2 separate regions of the Homo sapiens genome follow, and region 1 is linked to region 2. A link is an interaction called in ENCODE POLR2A ChIA-PET data of the cell type or tissue named here. Cell type or tissue: MCF 10A. All regions are shown on one strand. Links, peaks and the distances in the headings refer to the core of each region. The heading gives the core; the rest is flanking DNA.

Region 1 (12,025 bases), core at 9,526-12,025, 91 kb before region 2:
GAGGCCGAGGAGGGCGGATCACGAGGTCAGGAGATTGAGACCATCCTGGCTAATATGGTGAGACCCCGTCTCTACTAAAAATACAAAAAAAAATTAGCCAGGTGTGGTGGCGGGCGCATGTAGTCCCAGCTACTCAGGAGGCTGAAGCAGGAGAACGGTGTGAACCTGGGAGGTAGGGCATGCAGTGAGCCAAGATCGCGCCACTGCACTCCAGCCTGGGCGACAGAGCAAGACTCTGTCTCAAAAAAAAAAAAAAAAAAAAAGATCTCTTCCAGCCCCAAAGTTCTATGATACTAGTTAACTAAAAGAGGGGAAATAGGATATTAATTCAACAAATACTTATTACTATAACCTTATGCTAAAAAGTGAATAAGGTCTGCCCTTGGGGAGTGTAAAGTCAAATGAGAGAATAAACACTAAATCCTTGTAATGCTGTATAAGGGTTGTGTAAATAATAGCATATATTTCTTGAACACTTACTATTTGCCAGGTGTCATTCTAAACACTTTACAACTGAACTTCACAATTCCACTTCCATTAGATGGGTTTTCTTATCTCCACTTAGCTAAAGAAACTGAGACATAAAGAGGTTTAATAATTTGCCAGTAGGTAACAGAGCAAATAATTTGGCTTCAGGGTCTATGTTCAATCAGTCAGCAGTTAACAGCATTATTGATGGAAGATTGGGAGGAGTGTGCATGAAGGCTGTCACACTTTTGCTACAAGTTCCTAGTGATCTTGTGACATTAAGTGGGTTTAGGTCGGGGTTCCCAAGCCCCAGGCCATGGATGGATACTGGTCCATGAGTGAGCAAAGCTTCATCTGTATTTACAGTGGCTCCCCATTGCTCACATTACCACCTGAGCTCCGTCCGCCTCCTGTCAGATAAGCCGTGGCATTAGAGTCATATAGCAGCATGAACCCTATTGTGAACCACACATGCAAGGGATCTAGGTTGTGGGCTCCTTATGAGAATCTAATGCCTGATGATCTGTCATTGTCTCCCATCACACCCAGATGGGACCGTCTAGTTGCAGGAAAACAAGCTTGGGGCTCCTACTGATTCTAAGTTGAGTTGTATAATTATTTCATTATATATTGTAATGTAATAATAAAGTGCACAATAAATGTGCTTGAATCATCCCAAAACCAGCCCCCGCATTTCCACCCCGTGGAAAAACTGTCTTCCACAAAACCAACCCCTAGTGCCAAAAAGGCTGGAGACTGCTGGTTTAAATCACATTTTCTTTGGCCCTTGGTGATGTCCACATCAGCATAACCAGGAGAAAACCACTTCGTTGTTTTTTTGTTGGTTTTTTTTTTTTTTTTTTTTGGCTGGGGGGTGGTTGGTTGGTTGTTTTTGAGACAGCGTCTTGCTCTGTTGCCTAGGCTGGAGTGCAGTGGCCTGATCTCGGCTCACTGCAACCTCCGCCTCCTGGGTTCAAGCGATTCTCCTGCCTCAGCCCCTGAATAGCTAGGATTATAGGCACCCGCCACCACGCCCGGCTAATTTTGTATTTTCAGTAGAGATGGGGTTTCACCATGTTGGCCAAGCTGGTCTTGAACTCCCTACCTCGGGTGATCCGCCTGCCTCAGCCTCCCAAAGTGCTGGGATTACAGATGTGAGCCACTGTGCCCGGCCAGAAAACTACTTCTTTGGAGTCCACAGGCAACTGGGTACAAATTCCAGGTTTATCACTTAACTGGTAAACTTGACCAAGTCTAAGCTTCATTTGTTTAACAAGAATAACTATTGGCTTCATTGGGAGGTTATAACCATTAAATACTAAGTTGAGCTATATGAACCTGCTGTTTCTGGAGGCAAAAACAGTCTAACATCATGGGGAGTGGGGGGAATCTACCAAAATGGTAAGGATTCCTTTGTGCTTTTGATTTTTGAAAACTTCAGCCCTAAATTCTTCCTTTTCACCTCTCTTGCCCAAGGCATAGTGCCACCCAACGGTCTGCGTGGCCCTGGGAGCTCGGAGGTTGCACACTGTTGACCTACCCTATTGAAGCCAGTAAGTTAGTCAAGGGACAGCCTCATGAGATTTGGGAGTTCTACAAGGATCTGGAGTTTCTTTCCAGCCAGTCACAAGCACATCCCTTGGGGGCTAGAGAAGTCAAGAGCCCTGACACATAGCCTACCACACACAGACTCAGAGTGCACTTTCACCCTCCTTTTCAACGCCTATTTGCCTCACTGTACAATGAGTAGTGACATTGGCTCTATTTTTAAATGTGGAAACTGAGGCCTAGAGAGGGTCAGGTCCTGTCCAATGTCACAGGCACCAATTGGTGTTGGAAAGAAGGTGGGGTTTGGCGTCAGATGGATCAGCGCAAGCACTGCCTCTAGATGTGTCACCTTCACAAGGTTCTTTAACTTCTGGGGCCTGTTTCTTTTGCTAGAAAAGGTCGCTGATAACGCTTGTCCTCATATGACTCTTCAACCCAAGTCTGCTCTCTGGCAGCCCCACATGTGGGGAGACCCCCAAGGAGACACTGCGAGAAGCACAGAGTGCGGCGCGCCAGGACTCAAACCGTGGGCACCCGACCGACGCACACGCGCAGCCCCACGACAGTATCAGTATTTAATTTCCACTAGAGACAGAACTAAGCCTAACCATCACCAGGCTCAAGCCGCCTACCCCAAAACCGAGAACGGAACTGCCCGGTCCCCCCGAAAAGAAGGGCGGAACATTTCGGCCAAGTCCTCAGACTACCGAACCGGAGAGCTCCGAAAGGGGACTACCTGCGCCTGCGCACCGCCATCTTGTTAAAAGAGCCCGCCTCTCCCTCGGCCGGTCACTCTTTCGCCACGGGCGGGGTTGCACCATCCGGCAGGGCGGGGCCCGGCCATGGCGACCGCGGAGCCCAGCGGGCGCGCGTTGCGGTTGTCTACCCCGGGACCCCGGCCCAGCGGGGCTCGGGACCGCGCGCCGGGAGCTGCGGGGCCACCCTCCGGGCAGATCGGTAATAGAGCCCTCCGTCTGGGGGAGCGCACCCCCGCGGCCGTGGAAAAGCGGGGGCCATACATGGTGACGCGCGCACCCTCCATTCAAGCCAAGCTGCGTGAGTGTGGCCCGATGGTCGGGGGAGGTTTCTCCCTGGGCGGGCGGCCGCGTCCCCAGGGCGGGTTCCGGAGCTCCGCTGGGCCTCGGCCCCGGAGGGAAGGGGTTAGCTGCAGCCTGCTCTCGCCCCTCAAAATCCGTTCGGAAAGAGCGGCCTCCCAGCCTTCGGGAGACGCGGCGGAGTGGGGAAGACCCGGCTGACCCGGGTCCTTTAACTTCCAGAGAAGCACCGGGACCTGGCCAAGGCCGTTCTGCGGAGAAAAGGCATGCTGGGGGCCTCGCCGAACCGCCCAGACTCTTCAGGGAAAAGGTCTCAGCAGGCGCCACCTCCTCTGTGCCAGCAGCTTTAGAGAAGGCTTTAATCCCCAGGACGGAGGCAGGGTGCTCTGGTTTAAGGCCGAGCTAGCGATTCCCCTGATGCAACCTGTCAGGTTCACTATCTTTAAAATGGGAAGAGGAACAATCTCTCTTTTCCTTTAAGGATGTGATAGGATCAGATAAAGGGCTTCGGAATAAGGGAGTTCTGTGAGTGCACAGGCTCATTCACTATCATTCTCCTCCTCTGTTAGGGAGGAGAATGGTGGCTGGAGTCCCCAGCAATGAGGACGAAGAGCAGTGTGGGAATGGCTAGACCTGTTTTTGTTTGTTTGTTTTTAACAGAATAGTAAACTCGGAGCTGCATAGAACCTTATTCAGTGCCTCCTTTTACAGATGAGGGTTGAAACTCGGAGAAGTGAAGGTTAACCCTAACCTTTTACCCAAAGACTTGCAGTTTTTGTGTCCTCTGATTAAATAAGTGGGGAGAGGGTGCTTTTCCTAGATCAGGCAAGGGGAGGTGTGCTTTTTTCCAAGACCTATGGGAGGAGTAGAATACAGGCCGGGCGTGGTGGCTCACGACTGTAATTCCAGCACTTTGGGAAGCCGAGGCGGGTGGATCACTTGAAGTCAGGAGTTCGAGACCAGCCTGGCCAACATGGTGAAAGCCCGTCTCTATTAAAAATACAAAATTAGCTGGGCACGCCTGTAGTCCCAGCTACTCAAGAGGCTGAGGCAGGAAAATCACTTGAGCATGGTAGGCGGAGATTGCAGTGAGCCGAGATCGCGCCACTGCACTGCAGCCTGGGTGACAGGGCCAGACTCTGTCTCCAAAAAAAGAAAAAAAGAATGAGAACATACACATTCTGAGGCACTGTAGCCAGGTACATGGAGCTGCAGGCAGTGGTGGCTGTGACCAGGGAGAAGGCAAGTCAGTAGTGCAGTCAATTCTTTCTCCTTCAGGGCGAGGACTCTGCCTATCCCTGTGAAATGCCTATGCTTTCATCTATGTTTGGTCTCTTCTCCCCCGTCTCCCCTCAGGTCAGTGAAGTTTAACAAGGGCTATACTGCTCTTAGCCAGAGTCCAGATGAAAACCTGGTGTCCCTCGACTCTGACAGGTGAGTGCTCCCCTTGGAAATACCCCCTTGGGAAGCAACTTGGCTGGGACTGAAGATCGCCTGATGCCTTTGCTTGTTCCCTGTCTCCTCCAAGGCCCTTCATGTACATTCCAGGGCCGTTCTCTTCTGAACAATATCCCTTCCCAGGATGGCTTGGTTAGAAGACTCATAGGTAATCGTGCTGCTCTAGAATTCGGAGCACCAATGTCCGGGGGATCATCCTGCCCTGTTATGTTTGCATTGTTAGTGAGAGTGACCCTGTCCCTGCCAGAACCAATTGAGGGAACCAGTATTATTCAAGGCCTGTTCGGACTTGAGTTCTGTTGTGTGTGGCCTTTGCTTCAAAAGTCTTCCAGATGCCCTTGCATGCTCTCCGCCTGATGATTTACAGCTGTGCACCACAGGTACCTCCCGGAACTGACTGTTTTCCTCTTCTCCTAGTGATGGGGAGCTGGGATCCAGATACTCCTCCGGGTATTCATCTGCAGAGGCAAGTCCAGAACACCTTTCTGTGCAGGGCCAGGCTGCAGGCAGCATTACCACCACTGCCAAATGCTTGTTTGGTGCCCGCTGTGAGCACAGCACTGTGCCAGACTTCTGGTCTGTTCTACGATCTTCCACTCTGCCCTCTTCCCCCGGTGGAGGTATAGGTGACCAAGGAGGGCTGTTGAGAATCGAGGAGACCATTTAGACTCAGGGCTAGAAATGATCTCAGAAGTCATGTAAGCTGGGCATGGTGGTACATGCCTGTAGTCCCAGCTACTAGGGAGGCTGAGGCAGGAGGATTGCTTGAGCCCAGGAGTTCCAAGACCAGCCTGGACAATATAGCAAGACCCTGTCTCTAAAATAAGACTCTAAAATAAAAGTCTTCTAGGCCACAGCTTACAAAAGGAACCCTTTTGATAGATCCCAGCTAAGTGTTTGCTAGTCTGTGCTTACTTGAATGCTTTTTGTAATTGGGTACTGACCACCTCCAAGGAGCCTTGCTACCCACCCTTCCCTCAACACACACAGAATTTTTTCTTTGAGTAGCTGTTAGAGAAATCTTCCTTATTAATCTGAATGGGTCCATTGGTCCTTGACCTGCTTTCCAGTGTCACACAGCAACTCTAGTTTCTCTGAGATCAGCATTTCCGTCTCTCCCCTGCCCATCTTTCACCAAGCTTGCTTTCTTCCAGACCAAACAACTTCTGTTTCTTCAGTTGTTCCATCTATGAAAACTCAGGCTAAAACACTCCTGGGATAGCCATGTAGACATTTTTCTAGAGTGACTGTCCCAGATAGAAAAACAGGGATGTAAAATCCTGGCAAGTGAAGCCCATTCCCTTTGACAGAGGTGAAGTGCTGGGGACCTGACTCTACACCACTTGCTTTTCTTACTCTCCTGGAAATCTTGGCTAATCTCTGAGTTTCTGTCACAGAGAATAGAGCAGTTTGCAAATTTTGTCCTCCTTAAATGTCTGAGTGTCAAAGATTGTGTGTAAGAGGAAGTCTTACACTTTCCCCAGCCTCATTTATTTTTCTTTTTCTTTTTTTTTTTTTTTTTTTTTTTTGAGACAGAGTCTCACTCTGTGGCCCAGGCTGGAGTGCAGTGGCATGATCTCAGCTCACTGGAAGCTCCGCCTCCCAGGTTCACGCCATTCTCCTGCCTCAGCCTCCCGAGTAGCTGGGACTACAGGCGCCCGCCGTCACGCCTGGCTAATTTTTTCTATTTTTTAGTAGAGATGGGGTTTCACCATGTTAGCCAGGATGGTCTCGATCTCCTGACCTCGTGATCCACCTGCCTCGGCCTCCCAAAATGCTGAGATTACAGGCGTGAGCCACCACGCCCAGCCTTATTTTTCTTATGTTCAGTGAACTGATGAAACCAACCAACAAATTCCACTTTGCAGGAACCCACCTCTGTTGGCATCAAAGGATAAGTCTAACCAGCAGTGTGTAGACAAAGCTGCTCACCACCCCCTTCCACTGTAACCCATGCTCTACTACGCTAGCCCATTGTTCTGTTATTATCCCATATTCTTCAGCTTTGATAGGGACTAGTCTGGGCTCCCAGTGGGAACTGTCAGAGCACTGATTTTCAAACATATTGGGAACTCGATATTTACATGAATGCCTCAGGATTTAGTGAGAACAGATCCCTGGGGGTCAGTGACAGTGAAGTCTGGACAGTACTAAGGCTTACTGCTGGCTGAGGCACAAGTAGGAGAAGGTGGTACTTCCTCCTGTAGTCCAGGGATGTGTGGGGTTGGCCTGGGGTGGGACATGGACAGGAAGCCCTGGTAACGGAATGTGGTTCTGTCTTTTGGGTAGCAGTTACTTCTGCTTTGCATCTTGGCCTATAGTTCCCTCCTCTCCTTCTCTTAGCAGGTGAACCAGGATGTGAGCCGGCAGCTGCTTCAGGATGGGTATCACCTGGATGAGATTCCAGATGACGAGGACTTGGACCTCATCCCCCCTAAGCCCATGGCCTCTTCAACATGCTCCTGCTGCTGGTGCTGTCTTGGGGACTCTTCTTCCTGTACCCTCCAGTAGACATTACCCTCCAAGGTGGGCCCTGCTCACCATGAGGCCTACAGAGCCCTGTTGGCCACTCATAGCTCACACAGTGCAGTGAGCACTGAAGTCACTGACCCCTAGAAAGTGACCTGCAGGTAGCCCTTACCTGTTGCTTCTCAGGCCAGAGGCCCCCATCTGGGCTGTGGGCTGATAGGTAGAATTCTGTAGTTTTCCTCTGCTGTTGGAGCAGAGTTTGGAGAAGTCACTTTAATAAGGGCAAGACAGAAAATTCTGGTTCTTATGGTGGGTGACAAAGGTGGCTAAGGAAAACACTTGCAGACAGCTTGATTGGTATTTGTCATAGTGCTTCAGGGAGGCAAAAAGGGAGCTCTTGTGCCCAGGCTGTGCTAGATAGTGTTGAATGGAGGCAGAAAATAGCACTTTATGGTTTATTATAGCTGGCAATCCAAAAAAGAAACTGTTTGAGACCAGTTCGAGAAATTCCGTTTGCTCTATTCTTCCTAGCTCTAAGATGGTTTGCAGGCTTGACCTTCAAGACAGCATAAAGTGAGTCCTTTTGTCCCTCTTCAGGTTGCACCTGTCTAACTATGACAGGGATCATAGCAGGTTGCTTAATGATACAGCAGGATCCTGGCTTCCAGAATCCCTGGACCTGGGGCATCCCCAACTGGTCCAACCGTCCGGGTGAGTTTAGTGATTCTGGTTTGCCCTTCCCTAGTTAGAGAAAAACTGCTCTGACATGTTCATATTTATTTATTTGTATTTCCTTGGTCTGGGTGAGTTTCTTCACCCAGTCTTTGAGCTAAAGATTAGGTCGAAGGTACTGGGGCTGGCCCCAGAAGCCTGCAGTTTTTATTATTACCAGCAGAGGGAGCTACAGGGAGCAGTCCGGTGCCTTCCTATTGTTTACTTTTTAAACTTTTGAGAAGTAGCAATGGACTCGTGAGAGTGGGTATACAGCTGTGTGGGCTTTGTCCTAGACTGAGGCTTACAGACAGGAAGGGTAAGAGAGACCTAAGCCAGCTCCTAGACCCTTGCCTGAGGAAATCAGTCCACCAGTGTAGAGGGCCTCCCTTCACTCCAGCATGGACCATTCTATTGCCAGATTCTTCTGGTCACAGCATGGGCCTTACTGGATACTCAGGATTGGGCTTTAAGCAGACCTCTGGGTGTGACACAGCCTCTTTCAGCCCCCAGCCCAAACAGCAGAAATAGGCATAATTTCTGCTGTGACACCCCCTACCCACAAATTGGAGAGTATATCTTGCTATACTCTATACCAAGCCTCTTTCTAGAATTTTTCCAACAGGTTTTGTTTTGTTTTTTGGCTTAACTCAGAACCATGGTGAGCGTTCTGCTTTGTTTTGTTGGAGACAGGGTCTCTGTCACCCAGGCTGGAGTGCAGTGGTGTAATCACAGCTCACTGCAGCCTCAACCTCCCAGGCCCAAGCAGTCCTCCCACATGGTGAGCTTTGAATGGGCATAGACAGGGTTCCCAGCCCAATAGTCGGGATTGGGGTATAGGTTCTACATGGGAAAGTATCCAGTCTCTTGCTTTACTCAGTGTCCTGTGACCACCAGAGGCATGAGAGGGACAACACACTCTTTTCGCTCTACCACAAGGGGTGACTAGAAGATGAGCAAGTCTAATAAAAAGATACGGCCTTATTTGTTATTTGTCTGACAACCATCCTTACGATGGTAATCCTGTGAGTGCCTGATGGACATCTATCTTTGTGTTTTTCTCAAACCATGGAAGGTTGAGAGGAATATACAGTATCTGGGGGCTGACTTACTCTACTAGCTAGGAGCATCACAGCAGAGAGATAGGACAGAGACCAGAGTCATGCCAGCTTGGGGTCTTGGGAAGAGAGGCAGATGGTTACTCTGTTCTGGAATGGGACTCTGCAGCTCTATGCAGTGGCCAACATTCTGAGCACTTTGTGCAAATGCTTGTAGAGCTCAAGAACATCTCCATCCAGAACCCCTTCCCCATCTGCAGAGACCATGTCCAGGCCTTTCTTGTGTCTGCAGAGGTGAAGTGCACATGTGGAAAGGGATCAAATGTAGCACAGTGTAAAGAAAGACAGCAACACAGGTAGAGGGACCCAGTGTGTGCTGGGAGGTGGCTGTGGAAGGTAAGTATAGACCTACATCTCTGTTGGGGAGGTGGTCAGGGCAGAATGGCCTGGGTGTTTAGCAGCTTCTAGGGGTGAGGGTGGCAGGACCCCAAAACCAAGGCCCTCTGCATCGTTGTTGTAATAATCAGCTCTGGCATATTCAGCTGCAACTGTCCCTGAAGAAGAGGTTTCTGAGCTGGCTGACCCCATGTAGGAGGGTGTTACCTTGTAGAAAAAGCTGGAGGGACCTGGTGGGACAGTGCAGTGAGGCAGGGTAGAAATGGTCAGTTGTTTAGGGCCAGTGGCCACATACCAAAATACCACCAATGTGCCCAGGGCCAAACTGCCTTAATTCTGAGTGCTGTGTGTTCTGCAGGTGACAGTTTCCTGAGGAGAGGGGTGTATCCAGGCTTACCTCCCAGCAGGAGTGGTACCATATGGTGTTTATGTACTACTCTATAGAACTCTTGGCTTGCACTTCTACAGCTCTGTACATTTATAAGAATAAATGCAATCACACTAGTTGAGCTGTGTCTGTGTTGCAGTGGATTTTAAAGGCCTTGGCCAGGCACAATGGCTCATGCTTGTAATCCCAGCACTTTCAGAGGCTGAGGCAAGCAAATCACAAGGTCAGGAGTTTGAGACCAACCTGACCTTACCTGGAATTGTAGATCCTGTCACCCCGTCTCTACTGAAACCCCGTCTCTACTAAAAATACAAAAACTTAGCTGGGTGTGGTGGCAGGCGCCTGTAGTCCCAGCTACTCAGGAGCTGAGGCAGAAGAATCGCTTGAACCCAGTGGGCGGAGGTTGCAGTGAGCTATCGCGCCACTGCACTCCAGCCCGGGAGACAGTGCGAGACTCCGTCTCAAAAAAATAAAAGTTAAGAATATCCTGGATATCCTGAAATGAAGAAATAGCTTAACAGCTGACTACAGCAATTCCTTCTGGAAACTCCCTCCCCTTTCTGCTGTTCCCACTGGGCATCACTTTCGGGCCTGTTTCACTGGACGGCATGAGTGAAATAGGCTCTTGCAAGTCACTTCTGTAGAATGGGTTCCCTTTAGCAGACCTTTTCTTTCCAGCTCATCTTTATTGTTTTTTAGCTGAAGAAAATTTGGAGGCAAGAAAACCCAGGAGATTTTTGAAGGTGGTTTCCTGGAACTCCATTGTATAGGGACTCTAGTGTGGGCAGAAGCCCAGAAAGATTCTTTTGCATGAATTTAAACCTTTATCCCACAGGAAGGAGCCAGTGGACTAAGTGATTAGTCTGTGGTGACAGGATCTACGATTGCAGGTCAGAAACCTCAGCAGCAGCAGACAGCCGACAGCCTCTTGCAGGTGTGTGCCACCCCTGGAGCAGGGCATCAGGAGATTCCCTCCTTCACACTTCCTGCCCGTTTAGGAAAGCTAACTGGGCTTCTCCTCGCCATGAAAATTGTCTAATTCGGTTCCTGAGTCCCTGTAATCTGCAACAGTTGAGTATGTTGTAGAGAAGTGGTTGACAGTCAATGGTTTCAGTTTTGCAGGCCGTACAGTCTAGTGCAACTCTTCAACTTTGCCACTGTGGCTTGAAAGCAGCCAGACAGTATGGAAATGAACAGGTATGGCCAGAACTGGCCTGCCAGCCTGGTTTGCGGACCCCTCCTCTAGGGCCAGTTGAAAAACAGGAGCCGGGCCAGGCGTGGTGGCTCACGCCTGTAATCCCAGCACTTTGGGAGGCTGAGGTGGGCGGATCACGAGGTCAGAAGATCGAGACCATCCTGGCTAACACAGTGAAACCCCATCTCTACTAAAAATACCAAAAAAATTGGCTGGGCGTGGTGGTGGGCGCCTGTGGTCCCAGCTACTTGGGAGGCTGAGGCAGAAGAGTGGCGTGAACCCGGGAGGCGGAGCTTGCAATGAGCCGAGATCGTGCCACTGCACTCCAGCCTGGGCTACAGACCGAGACTCCGTCTCAAAAAAAAAAAAAAGAGAAAAACAGGAGCGAAGAGTCTTGCACTGGTGACTGGTGTATCCTTTGAGTCACCTTCTCTGTAGGGCTGCTTGCAAGCTGTGCCTCTGGGCAGACCCAAGGCCTGCTTGCAAGCTGTGCCTGTGAGGCCAAAGCTGGCTTCCTCTCCCACTCCTTCCCATACCGGTGTTCTGGAGTGTAGCCTGCTCACTCCCCCGAGAAGCTGTATGAAATAGGAATAAAGCAAAAACTGGGGCATCATGTAGGGAGGGCTCTTTTGGCCCACTTTAGGAACAGGTACCCCAAAGGCTGAGTGCTCATTACCCCACAGCCTCAACACAAGTGATCTTTAATTGCTTTGACAGAACAAGGGTGTAAACAGCGTTAGTCTACAGGCCTACCCTTTCCCTTTCCTCCTCTGCAGCTGAGGAAATGGGCAGTCCCATCGCTAGAACCCTGTTCTTAGAAATTACCTGGTCTCTTGCTCTGACAGATGCTGAGCTAATGCTGGGTCACATATTTAACAGCTAGCCTAAAGCCATAGGCTGGAACAGAGTTGGCAAGAGCCTGGCTCAGGTGTAGCGAGGAGTAGAGAGGGAAGACAAAGGGAGTATCAGACCCCTCACACGGGCCTCTCCTCCCCAAAGATGGTTCCACCTGGGTGTGTTCAGGAGTCACTACCTTCACGCTCCCTCCTCCCCCACCCCAGCTCTTCCAGGGTATACCTAAGGGGTCCAGAGCAAGGAAGGGGGCTTGAGCTGGGCCCGAGGAGGTGAGGTTGGCTGGAATTTAGGGTGGCTGGCAGAGGAGAGCTGGGGAGGCTGCAGCCTTTACAGCAGACAGCAGGCACGGAATATCAGCAGGTCCTTCGGCTCAGTAAGCTTCAGTGAGACACTCTCATTGGCCCCAATGAAGAGCACGCCACCA
Region 2 (12,355 bases), core at 5,023-7,522:
GGCAGGCACCTGTAGTCCCAGCTACTCGGGAGACTGAGGCAGGAGAATGGCATGAACCCAGGAGGTGGAGCTTGCAGTGAGCCGAGATCACGCCACTGCACTCCAGCCTGGGCAACAGAACGAGACTCCGTCTCAAAAAAAAAAAAACAAAAACAAAAACAAAAATTAGCTGCGTGTGGTGGCACACACCTGTAATCCCAGCTACTCAGGAGGCTGAGGCAGGAGAATCACTTGAATCTGGGAGGTGAAGGTTGCAGTGAGCCAAGATCACACCACTGCACTCCAGCCTGGGCAACAAGAGTGAAACTCCATCTCACAAAAAAAAAAGGGATATTTTGTCCTGGCTTTAGTTAGGAATCGTGCCATTTCTCAGAACTCACATCTTTTTTTTTTTTTTTTTTGAGCCAGAGTCTGGCTCTGTGCCCAGGCTGAAGTGCAATGGCAGGATCTCAGCTCACTGCAACCTTGGCCTCCCAGGTTCAAGCAATTCTCCTGCCTCAGCCTCCTGAGGAGCTGGGACTACAGGCGCACGCCACCACACCCAGCTAATTTTTGTATTTTTAGTAGAGTCAGGGTTTCACCATTTTGGCCAGGATGGTTTTCAACCTCTTGACCTCGTGATTCATCCGCCTTGGCCTCCCAAAGTGCTGGGATTACAGGCGTGAGCCACTGCACCTGGCCAAGAACTCACATTTTATAGACAGAAATCCACAGCCGATCTGCTTTCTGTCTTTGCTTTGCCTGCTAAGAGGCTCAGAATTAAATCCATGGCCCAACTCTCAGGTGGACAGACCTCACAGCATATGTTTTGGAAGCCATGCTCCTAGACTATTTCACGCTCCACTCTAATCCTCATTGTTCTTGCTCACTCCCTCTATCGTGTAGTTCCATCATCACAAACCCTTTTTTGAACAAGATCTGGTAGAAGACACACTCTTTGTAGGTCTGGGTTTGGAAGTCCCTGAATACAAACCTATGGGCTAAGATGCTCTCATGCCTGCTTCCACCCACAACACACATACAGGGAAGGGCTGGTGCCCACTCACCTGGGATGAGGATGCTTCCCTCCAGGTAGCCCCCAGTTCTCATGGCCAGCCACAGGCCCGCTGGGATGGAGCCGGGAGAGTGGAGGTTTGTGCTGGTCCACATTGCCTTCTGTGTGCCTGGGACTTAGTGTGTGAGCATGTGTCTGTGTGTTCACAGGTCAGAGGTAGAGGAAGGGCAGGGGTCCAAGGAGAGGCAGAGGAGAAGAGAGAAGTCCTGGGGCAGGGAAGCAGAGAGGCAGAGGAGAAACAGCTTGGGCAGGGGTGGGGGGTGTTGAGGCGGTGGAGCAGGAGACAAGCCTGGAAGGGGTCCTGGGGTGCCTGGCACTGTCCCAGGCCTTGCCCCACCCTGGACAGAGGATGGCTGTGACAGACCCACTCCCCACCAAGTCACAGCCCCTCCAGCACTTTGAGGGACCCTGGGCATAGCTGGTCCCCACCCCTGCCCCTCACCTCCATGATGGCTCCAGAAGGGTATTCCAGCCCCAGGCAATGCCAGCCTTGGGCCTTTGAAGCTGAGCTTGTACTCAAACCTGCGTAGAGGAGGACACCCCGTCTCAGGGCTGTGGGGGTCCAGGAGCAGGAGGAGAAGGCAGAATAAGGGACCTGGACCACTGACCGCCGGCATCGTGAAGGCGCCTGAAGTCTGGGCCCCGGGGTAGATCATAGCTGGGAGGCCGGGGAGGGGATCCTGGGATAGGGCCAGGCAGGGAGGAGCTGGGGACTGGCCAGGAGCTGGGTTTTGGCACTGTCCTCTCCCTCTATCTCCAGCATAGACATCCTGTTCCTTCCAGGCCTGCTGTCAGGCCCCGCCCATCCCTCACCTCCAGTCTGACGTGGGCAGCGGGACCCCACGACAACCTGAGCTCTGCCCCTGCTCCTGACTCAGGCCATCTTTCTGTCTCCCATCACTTCCAGCAGTTGGATGCGGCAGAGGGGAAGGGGGGGTGCCCAGGGTTGGCCCCCACCCTTCAGCAGCCCTGGCCTCCCCTCCCAGTTAGGGAGACAGGCCTCCACATTCTGCCTGTGTCCCCCAGCATGGATGGCACATCTATCTGGACACCCATCCTTCTCTCCTCCCTGCCCCCTCTCTCCCTCTCCCGAATTCCCCCAGGCTCATCCTTCCAAGCAGCCTGGTTTCCTCAACAAAAGCATTACATGGAAAAAAGAAGGGAGTCTTTAGAGACAGCACAAAAACGCAACGTGCAGACCTTGTTTGGAGCCAAATTTTAACCCAACTGCAAAAAAAAAAAAAGATATTGGGGAAATTTGAACAATGGATATTTTTGAACAATGGATATTTGACTATATTGAGGAATTGTTAAAAATTTTAGGGCACTGTGGCTCATGTCTGTAATCTTAGCACTTTGGGAGCCCAAGGCAGGTGGATCACCTGAGGTCAGGAGTTCGAGACCAGCCTGGCCAACATTGTGAAACTCTGTCTCTACTAAAAAAAAATACAAAAAATTAGCCAGGCCTGGTGGTGCATGCCTGTAATCCCAGCTACTTGGGAGGCTGAGGCAGGAGAATCACTTGAACCTGGGAGGCAGAGATTGTAGTGAGCGGAGATTGCACCATTGCACTCCAGCCTGGGTGATAAGAGCAAAAATCCATTTCGAAAAAAAAAATTGAGAACTAATATGGTATTGTGGTTATGTTTTTTATTTTTTATTTTATTTTATTTATTTATTTTTTGAGACGGAGTCTCGCTCTATCGCCCGGGCTGGAGTGCAGTGGCGCGATCTTGGCTCACTGCAAGCTCTGCCTCCCGGGTTCACACCATTCTTCTGCCTCAGCCTCCCAAGTAGCTGGGACTACAGGTGCCCGCCACCATGCCTGGCTAATTTTTTGTATTTTTTAGTAGAGATGGGATTTCACCGTGTTAACCAGGGTGGTCTCGATCTTCTGACCTCGTGATCCGCCTGACTTGGCCTCCCAAAGTGTTGGGATTACAGGCGTGAGCCACTGCGCCTGGCCTTTTTTTTTTTTTTTGAGAGGTGGTGTCTTCCTATGTTACCAAGGATGGACTCAAACTTCTGGGCTCAAAGGATCCTCCTGCCTCCTGAATAGCTGGAAATAAAGGCATGAGCCACCACGCCTGGCTTGTGGTTATGTTTTTAAAGTGTCTTTTGGAGAAACATACAAAAGCTTTACAGATGAATTGCTGTAACATCGGGGATTTGCTTCAAAATATTCCAGGGCTTGTTGGTGAGCAGGTGGGGTAGAGATGAGACAGAATTGACCTTGAGTTGGTAAGTGCTGAAGCTGGATGGCGGGATGCAGGGGTTCCTTATATCTTCTACTTTTATTATTTTTTGAAACAGGGTCTCACTGTCACCCAGACTGAAGTGCAATGGCAGGATTGTAGAGGAGCTGGGACTACAGGCACACACTACCGTGCCTTGCTAGCTAATTTTTTTTTTTTTTTTTTTTTGAGACGAAGTCTCACTCTGTCACCCAGGCTGGAGTGCAGTGGCGGGATCTCGGTTGACTGCAACCTCCTCCTCTCAGGTTCAAGCGATTCTCCTGCCTCAGCCTCCTGAGTAGCTGGGATTACAGGCACCCACCAACCCACCACCATGCCCGGCTAATTTTTGTATTTTTTTTTTTTTTTTTTGAGATGGAGTCTCCCTCTGTTGCCCAGGCTGGAGTGCAGTGGCACAGTCTCCGCTCACTGCAAGCTCTGCCCCCACCGGGTTCATGCCATTCTCCTGCCTCAGCCTCCAGAGTAGCCGGGACTACTAGGCGCCTGCCACCACGCCCAGCTAATTTTTTTGTATTTTTAGTAGAGACAGCATTTCACAGTGTTTGCCAGGTTGGTCTTGATCTCCTGACCTCGTGATCCACCCGCCTCAGCCACCCAAAGTGCTGGGATTACAGGTGTGAGCCACCGCGCCTGGCCAATTTTTGTATTTTTAGTAGAGACAGGGTTTCACCATTTTGGATCAGGCTGGTCTCGAACTCCTCACCTCAGGTGATCCGTCCACCTCAGCCTCTCAAAGTGCTGGGATTACAGGCATGAGCCACAGCGCCCAGCCCCCAGCTAATTTTTTAATTTTTATTTTTGTAGAGATGGGGGTCTTGTTTTGTTGCCCAGGCTGGTCTTGAACCCCTGGCTTCAAGTGATCCTTCTGCCTTGGCTTCCCAAAGTGCTGGGATTACAGGTGTGAGCCACAACACTGGCCTATTTTTATATATTTGAAAATTTTCATTAAAAATTTTTTTTAGAAAGAAAGAAATCCTATATTTCAAATATTTTCATCCAAATAAAAGTTGGTTTTCCAGAATGACTCATTTGCCAAGAATCCTGGATAGCTGAAATTTTACTGTGCTTTGGAGGTTCCCAATAGGAGTCAGTGACTGAAGCTTTACAAATGGATTAAAATCAAAGTTGTACATGTGAAATGTTAGAACATGCTATGAGAAATCATTTCACAGGCCAGGTGCAGTGGCTTACACCTGTAATCCCAGCACTTCGGGAGGCCGAGGTAGGCGGATCACCTGAGGTTGGGAGTTCAAGACCAGCCTGACCAACATGGTGAAACCCCATCTCTACTAAAAATACAAAATTAGCCAGGCGTGTAATCTGAGCTACTCAAGAGGCTGAGGCAGGAGAATCGCTTGAACCCAGGAGGCAGAGGTTGCAGTGAGCCAAGATCGCGCCATTGCACTCCAGCCTGGGCGACAAGAGTGAATCTCTGTCTCAAAAAAAAAAAAAAAAAAGCATTTTGCAACACCAAGCCCTCACCTGCCTCCATCTGCTCCTCCTCCCTTCACAGCCACACTGGTGGACAGGTTGTCCATTCTGTCCCCGCCTCCTCACTGGATCCTCAAGCCCCTCAAGCCCACTGGATCCTCAAGCCCTTGGCTTCCCGATCCTGTCCCCACCACTCCATGGAAAACGCCCTCGCAAAGGCCTGAGCAGCTATGCCTGTTCTTTGGTCCTAGGAGACTCTTCTCAACCCAGTCTCTGCCGCTTGAAATGCTGCTGACATCCACCTGCTCTCCCCGACCCCTCCTGTACCCTGAGTCCCCCCAAGGCCCACCTGCTTCTCCCCCTGCCCCTGGCTGCTCCCTTCACTAATCCCTTGCCAGCTGCTCTCCCTCCCTACCCCCATAAGCCTCAGGGCTTGCTTCTCCTCAACCCCACACTCCCTGACCAAGCTCCTCCATGCCCATGACTTCAAGCACATCCCTGTGCACACTCTCAAATCTACTTCTAGCCAGCCTCTCCTGGAAGACTTGAATGAATGTGTCTCTCTGCAGCGGACATCTCTGCTTGGATGTCACTAAGGCCCCCAGGAATTCCAAACTGAATTCCTCTTCTCCAGCCCCTTCATCCTCCTCCAGGCCTCAGGTCTCCCAGGTGGCACCGCCCCCTTACACCAGAGAGTGGAACTGCTCCCATATCCTTCCCTCTGCCTCATCCCCACATCTAGCCATAGGCAGGTTCTTACATTTGTTCTTGCCATTCATACCGTGTTACCTGGTTCCTTAATCTTGCCAAGCCTTAGTTTTCTTATCTGTAAAATGGGAGCATTAATGGTATATGCCTCCAAGAGTTGTTTGAAAAGTTACATGGAACGTATTTAGAACAGGGCCTGGCAGACAGTGCTCAGCTCAATAGGACAGCAGCCCCTTTATCCTCCTCTTCCCCACTACCTGCTGACTGCAGCCTCCTCACCGTCTCCCAGACTGCAGTGAAAAAGGTCTTTCTAAAATGCAGATCTGGGCTGGGTGCGGTGTCTCACGTCTGTAATCCCAGCATTTAGGGAGGCCAAGGCCGGTGGATCACCTGAGGTCAGGAGTTCCAGACCAGTCTGACTAACATGATGAAACCCCGTCTCTACTAAAAATACCAAATATGCATGATGGTGCATGCCTGTAATTCTAGCTACTCGGGAGGCCGAGGTAGGAGAATCGCTTGAACCCGGGAGGCAGAGGTTGCAGTGACTCGAGATTGCATCATTGCACTCCAGCCTGGACAAGAGCGAAACTCTTTCTCAAAAAAAAAATAAATAAATACAATAAAATAAAATACAGATCTGGCCATGCCACACCTCTGTCCTAAGCCCTTCAATTGCTTCTGGCTATCTTCCCATAACATTGAGCTCCTCATTGGGCCTACAGAGGCAGGTGAGGTCCAGGCCCCTGCTTTCGCTTCAGCTTCACTGGCTTCCAAGCCACACCCCTTGGCGTCTGAGCCCCAGCAAGCTGGTCAGCTCGCTGTCGCACCTCACCACCTTTGGCTGGGCAGTGCCCTTCCTTTGCCAGGAATGCCCTTGCTGTCCCTGCCTGTTCTTTGAGTGTCTGAGGAGCCGCCCTGCACTTCCCACCGCCTCTGCCCCATTGGTGGGGTGCTGGTGGCAGGTATTCCCCCACTTTTCCGGACAGCAGACTGAGTCCTGAGAAGGTTCCCCATCAGTTCACAAGCTCCTTAAGGGCAGGATCTATGTCTTGCTCATCTGTGATGAGCCAGTTGCCAGGGCAGAGAAGGGAGAGATGAGAGAAAAGAAAGAGGAAAAAAACAAGCAGAAACAGAGAGGCTGGGTGCAGTGGCTCACACCTGTAATCCCAGTACTTTGGGAGGCTGAGGTGGGTGGATCACTTGAGGTCAGGAGTTCGAGACCAGCCTGGCCAATATGGCAAAACCCCCTCTCTACTAAAAATAAAAAAATTAGCCAGGTGTGGTGGCAGGCGCTTGTAATCCCAGCTACTGGGGAGGCTGAGACACGAGAATCGCTTGAACCCAGGAGGCAGAGGTTGTACTGAGCCAAGATCATGCCACTGCACTCCAGCCTAGGTGACAGAGCTAGACTCCCTCTCAAAAAAAAAGAAAAAGGAAAGATGAATGGGAACACCCAGCCATCTGAGCCTGCAACCCTCAGGGTCCCATTGGCTGAGCCCTGTCCCTTCTCTCCTGTTGTTTTATGCCTGGCCCATCTCTGTTGTGTTGCTTGGCTGGCCCCTGTTGTGACCCTATAGCCACGGGCTTCACTGTGGGTTTCTGAATCCTAGCTGGCTTGGACCAGCTGTGAGAGCTGATTGCTGGAATCCCCATCCAGCGCTGTATTCAGTGAAGTCAGATTGGTGCTTGAAATTGACCACAGTCAGAGTATTAACTCCGCGGATATCAGCAAATGCTATAAATCAGAGCTACCCCACCCAGCCCGTGTCCTAGATTTGGATATTAAACATTCATCAGTGCACCACTGCCTGAGTCTCCCTCCTTCTCTGCACTTGCGGAGGGACTATCCCTCTCCCATCTCAGGCCGGTTCCCCCATGTTCTGGGTTCCCACCACCCACCCCCTGCTCTAAGGAAGGCTCTACCATCTACATACCACCCCTCCTGTCTATATCTCTTGCCTCACTCTCAGTACTCAGTACAATTTAAAGGTCAATGTCCTTCCCTTTGGCAGCCAAATTTGCTCAAGACTCTGCTGTCTTAAATCTACCAGCCGGGTGCGGTGGCTCATGCCTGTAATCCCAGCACTTTGGGAGGTCAAGAGATCGAGACCAGCCTGGCCAACATGGTGAAACCCTGTCTGTACTAAAAATACAAAAATTAGCTGGGTGTGGTGGTGGGCACCTGTAGTCCCAGCTACTCAGGAGGCTGAGGCAGGAGAATCACTTGAACCCGGGAGGCTGAGGTTGCAGTGAGCTGAGATTGCGCCACTGCACTCCAGCCTAGGTGACAGATCGAGACTCCATCTCAAAAAAAAAAAAAAAAGAAAAAGAAAAAGAAAAAAACCCTAAATCCACCACATCCTCCTGTCACTCTTCCTCTCTCATCTCTCCATTACAACTTCATTTCTCAGACTGTCCACCTCTTGCGTTTCTCACACCCTTCTCTAGTCACTGTGATCTGGAATCAGCCCTTATCAACACAGACATTGTGGCTAAAACCAAGGGGCAGTTTGGCCAGGTGCAGTGGCTCATGCCTGTAATCCCAGCACTTTGGGAGGCCGAGATGGATGAATCACTGAGGTGAGGAGTTCAAGACCAGCATGGCCAACATGGCAAAACCCTGTCTCTACTAAAAATACAAAAATTAGCCAGGCGTGGTGGTGGGCACCTGTAATCCCAGCTACTTGGGAGGCTGAGGCAGGAGAATTGCTTGAATTTGGGAGGTGGAGGTTGCAGTGAGCTGAGATTGTGCCAGTGCTCTCTGGCTTTGGCGACAGAGCGAGACTCCATTTCAAAAAAAATAAATAGCCAGGCATGGTGGCTCACGCCCGTAATCCCAGCACTTTGGGAGGCCAAGGCGGGTGGATCACGAGGTCAGGAGATCAAGACCATCCTGGCTAACACAGTGAAACCCCGTCTCTACTAAAACTACAAAAAATTAGCCGAGAGTGGTGGCAGGCGCCTGTAGTCCCAGCTACTCGGGAGGCTGAGGCAGGAGAATGGTGTGAACCTGAGAGGTGGAGCTTGCAGTGAGCCGAGATCGTGCCATTGCACTCCAGCCTCGGTGACAGAGTGAGACTCTGTCTCAAAAAATAAATATAAATACATAAATAAAAACCAAGGGGCAGACTCAGCCTCCATCTCTGTGCCTTCTGGGAGGCGGGGACCCTGGTGGCTTCCTCCTCTTGAAGTTCTTTTTCCTTGGCTTTTACGACATGGCACTGGCATGGTCAACCTCCTCTTCTTGACCTTTTTTTTTTTTGAGAGATGCAGTTTTGGTCTTGTTGCCCAGGCTGGAGTGCAGTGGCATGATCCCGGCTCACTGCAACTTCTGCCTCCTGGGTTCAAGCAATTCTCCTGCCTCAGCCTCCAGAGTAGCTGGGATTACAGGTGTGCACCACTGCGCCCAGCTAATTTTATATTTTTAGTAGAGACGAGGTTTCACCATGTTGGTCAGGCTGGTCTCTAACTCCTGACCTCAAGTGATCCACTGGCCTTGGCCTCCTGAAGTGTTGGGATTACAGGCGTGAGCCGCCGCGCCCAGCTTCTTGGCAGTTTCAAAGCCTCACTTAAAACTCAATGTGTGGCTTGGTGTGGTGGCTCACGCCTGTAATCCCAACACTTTGGGAGGCCGAGGTGGGAGGACTGCTTGAGCCCAGGCGTTCAAGGCTAGCCTAGACAACATAGGGAGACCTCGTCTCTACAAAAAATTTAAAAATTAGCCAGTCATGGTGGCAGGCACTTGTAGTCCCAGCTACTTGAGAGGCTGAGGCAGGAGGACTGCTTCAGCCTGGGAGGTCAAGGCTGTAGTGAGCTGTGTTTGCACCACTGGACTCCAGCCTGGGTGTCAGAACGAGACCCTGTCTCAAAACAACAAAAACCTTAACATGTCCTTAACAGAGCTCATGATACTCCCTCCTAAGCATGAGTCTCCTGTCCTCGCTCAGCAGATGCCCCCTGCTGCCCTCCCTGCATCCGTTCTGCTCAATCAGGCCTTGCTACGGCCCTTCCCTCTCCTCCACTCTCACACTGAATCCATAGCCAAGTTCGGTCAATTTTAGCTCTGGAGCTAAATCTCTCTGGAGACCGTCTCTCATCTGGACCAGTCCTCACTGTACTCTCTGAAACTCCTCTACCAGTAGCTAGGGTGATTTCAAAAACACATATCTGGGCCGCGTGCAGTGGCTCACGCCTGTAATCCCAGCACTTTGGGAGGCCGAGGTGGTGGATCACCTGAGGTCAGGAGTTTGAGACCAGTCTGGGCAACACGGCGAAACCCCGTTTCCACTAAAAATACAAAAATTAGCCAGGCATGGTGGCGCATGCCTGTTGTAATCCCAGTTACTTGGGAGGCTGAGGCAAGACAATCGCTTGAACCCAGGAGCTGGAGGTTGCAGTGAGCTGAGATGGCACCACTGCACTCCAGCCTGGGTGACAGAGTAAGACTTCTTCTCAAAAACAAACAAACAAACAAAAATTATCTGACATCTCACCCTCCTGATCAAACTTGTCATTGGCTTCCCATTATTCTCTGTTTGATAAAAGCTAAGTCTTTGCCACAGCCACAGCCTCACCTCTCAGGCCTGGCTGTTCGTCCATCCTCACCCACTTTCTTGGAGATCTGAGACAAAGCTGCCCTCCCTCCAGTCTCAGCATCTCTTCCTGGAATGCTGCTAACTCCTGCCATACAACCTGTTCATTCTGCTTCTGATCTCAGCTTAAACGCTGCTTCTTTCCAGAAGCCCTCCCTGATCTACAAAGATTCCCATGTTTTGTGTTCCTCATGTAGCACTTAAGTTTGTCACTGTCTATATGTGACTATTTGATTGTCTTCCCAACTGTGGACTCCACAGGGTGTGTTTTGCTTATTGATGAACCTCAGTCCTAGCAAACAGCAGGTATTCAAATATTTGTTGTTGAATGAATGGTGTAGTTTTAGAAAAATTAAGTCTGGCAGTATGCAGAGAAGATGAAGTGGAGGCGGCGAGGAGGCTGTTGCACTGGTAGATGGAACTACAGTGGGGCTGAGGAACAGACACAAGGTAGACTTCGAAGTCAGATCTTCCTGGATTTCAGGTCCTGTTGGCTGGTAGAGGAAGGGTCGGGGCCACAACAGGACAGGGGAACACCCCACCTGCCTGCCTCAGGGAATACATGAAGCCTCCTCACACCTTCAGAGGTTCTGTACTGACCACTGCCCCTGGACAACCTGAGTGAGGGGAGAAAATCTCATGGCTGGTCCACATTCTCTATATGTTCCCCGACAAGGTGGGGTGGGGAGGGACTCCCCCTGACTGGAAGGTGCCAGGATCTCCCCTCTGCCCTGCATCCTCAACCCCTGCCAAGTCTGGTATGACCTAAGGCCTGGCACATGGCAGGGGTGGGGACAGGGCAAAGCTGTGACATCGTGGGTGAAACTGGAGAACCACCAGGAGCTTTCCCGTCCCTCTCCGGGTCAGCATCTTCTCAGGCATGAGACACTTCTCCTCCTGCCAGAGGAAGCCCACTGGGCCCACCATTGCTTTTTCTCTCTCTTGCACAGGGGGCTTGACTAGAACCCCGTTCCCATCTGTGCAGGCCTGGGCTCCCTCCCATCCCTAGCTGTAGCCCTCCTTGTGCGGCAGGCTTGAAAACAGCAGGGGAGGCAGCTGGAACCCCCAGGCAGCATCCTGTAGATGGGGCCCCGGAGCTGGGCCTGGCGGCAGCAGGGCAACTGGTGAGCACTTCCCGGAGGGCAGACACAAGGACACTCACTCGTGCAGCTGACACAAAGCGGCGGCTACATCTCCCAGCCATGCTCCCCACCCAGCCCCACTCACAGACACAGGGGGATGGACAAGATGGCATGGGAGGGACGACCGGGCAGGACAAGCAGGCTCGGTGGAGGAAGCGCCGAGGCGGGCGGCGGTGTCCTCATGGCGTGGTTTATTACAATTCCATCTCACAAGGCGGGTGGGCGGGTGGCAGCGGCACACGAAATCCAAGCCCCTGACAGACGTCTGCCTCGGGCGCATGCAAACAGTGCAACATGGTCAAGCGCAAACACGGGGCGACCGAGGAGACACGGGACATGGGACACAGAATGGGGAATGAGGCTGGGGCGAGGGGTCCCTAGAGAGGGGCCCGGTCCCCCCCACCCTCACGGGCAGGACAGGAAAAATAAGATTCGTACTTCTTGTAAAATGCCCATTTGCTGGGTACTTTCTTTCTCCTTATCTTGAAAAATAATAAAAAATAAACACACGGAAAAAAAATCTCAAAAAAGGAAAGGAATAAAACTCTAAGAAGGCGAGTGGCGGGAGGCCAGGGAAGCCCGACGTGGTGGGGCGCTGCCTCCCGCTCCGTGGCCTCCTTCCTCCCTGGCCCCTCAGTGGGCTCCCCAGGCCCCACAGGTGGGTCCAAGAGAGACGGGGCCGGAGGGGTGCAGGCTGGGACGCAGGAAAAAGGCCCGCCAGCCCGCTGGGGCTCAGTTCAGGCTCGGGCCCAGTGAGCAGGGGCACCAGGTCCATGATCTTCCAGGTTCAGTCCCCACAGGCCCATGACCCAGGCGGAGGCCAGCCGTCACAGGTGCAGCTCGTGGGTTTTGATGTGCTCAAGCTGCTCTCGGAGCTGTAGGAAGGAGGGCCGCATGGCGGCGTCCAGGTGCCAGCAGTTCTTCATGACTTCATAGACTGCGGGCGGGCAGCCGTCGGGGGCATCCATCTTGTAGCCCTTCTCCACCCGAGGGACGACGTCCTTCAGGGGCTGTGGCCAGGGGGAGGCAGGAGTCAGTCCAGGCCCTGGCCTCAGAGAGGACACCTACCCAGCAGCCTCTCAGGGATGCCCATCAGCTTTGCCGCAGACCCAGGCCCGGAGAGTGGCCTGTGAGCTCCCCAGGGCAGGCCTGAGGCTTCTAGGCCTTGAT

The links. ChIA-PET counts read pairs that join two places held together with the same protein. Peaks named below come from ENCODE experiments on the same cell type or tissue, not always from the same donor. Only the 100,000 strongest peaks of a DNase experiment are listed, where the experiment ranks them.
Region 1: POLR2A ChIA-PET joins it to region 2 with 5 read pairs; 16 of 35 experiments call an interaction of 5 or more read pairs at or near these places.

Annotation. Positions count from the first base shown.
Region 1 is chr15:74,897,634-74,909,658 of GRCh38, reverse strand. It overlaps MPI (mannose phosphate isomerase), which reads right to left. Exons shown (of 8, transcript NM_002435.3): 8 at 7,440-12,025. The coding sequence ends at 11,929. It overlaps FAM219B (family with sequence similarity 219 member B), which reads left to right and starts at 2,808. Exons shown (of 5, transcript NM_020447.5): 1 at 2,808-3,072; 2 at 3,294-3,381; 3 at 4,428-4,505; 4 at 4,947-4,995; 5 at 6,873-9,667. The coding sequence starts at 2,859. The coding sequence ends at 7,040. RefSeq lists enhancers at 2,466-2,745, 2,587-3,391, 3,392-4,198, 10,448-10,947 and a silencer at 2,806-3,105. In MCF 10A, for the core only: no CTCF peak of the experiment used is centred there; no DNase peak of the experiment used is centred there.
Region 2 is chr15:74,802,171-74,814,525 of GRCh38, reverse strand. CSK (C-terminal Src kinase) reads right to left here. Exons shown (of 13, transcript NM_004383.3): 13 at 11,329-12,195. The coding sequence ends at 12,013. It overlaps LMAN1L (lectin, mannose binding 1 like), which reads right to left and starts at 1,691. Exons shown (of 14, transcript NM_021819.3): 1 at 1,497-1,691. The coding sequence starts at 1,671. In MCF 10A, for the core only: no CTCF peak of the experiment used is centred there; a DNase peak (open chromatin) is centred at 6,065.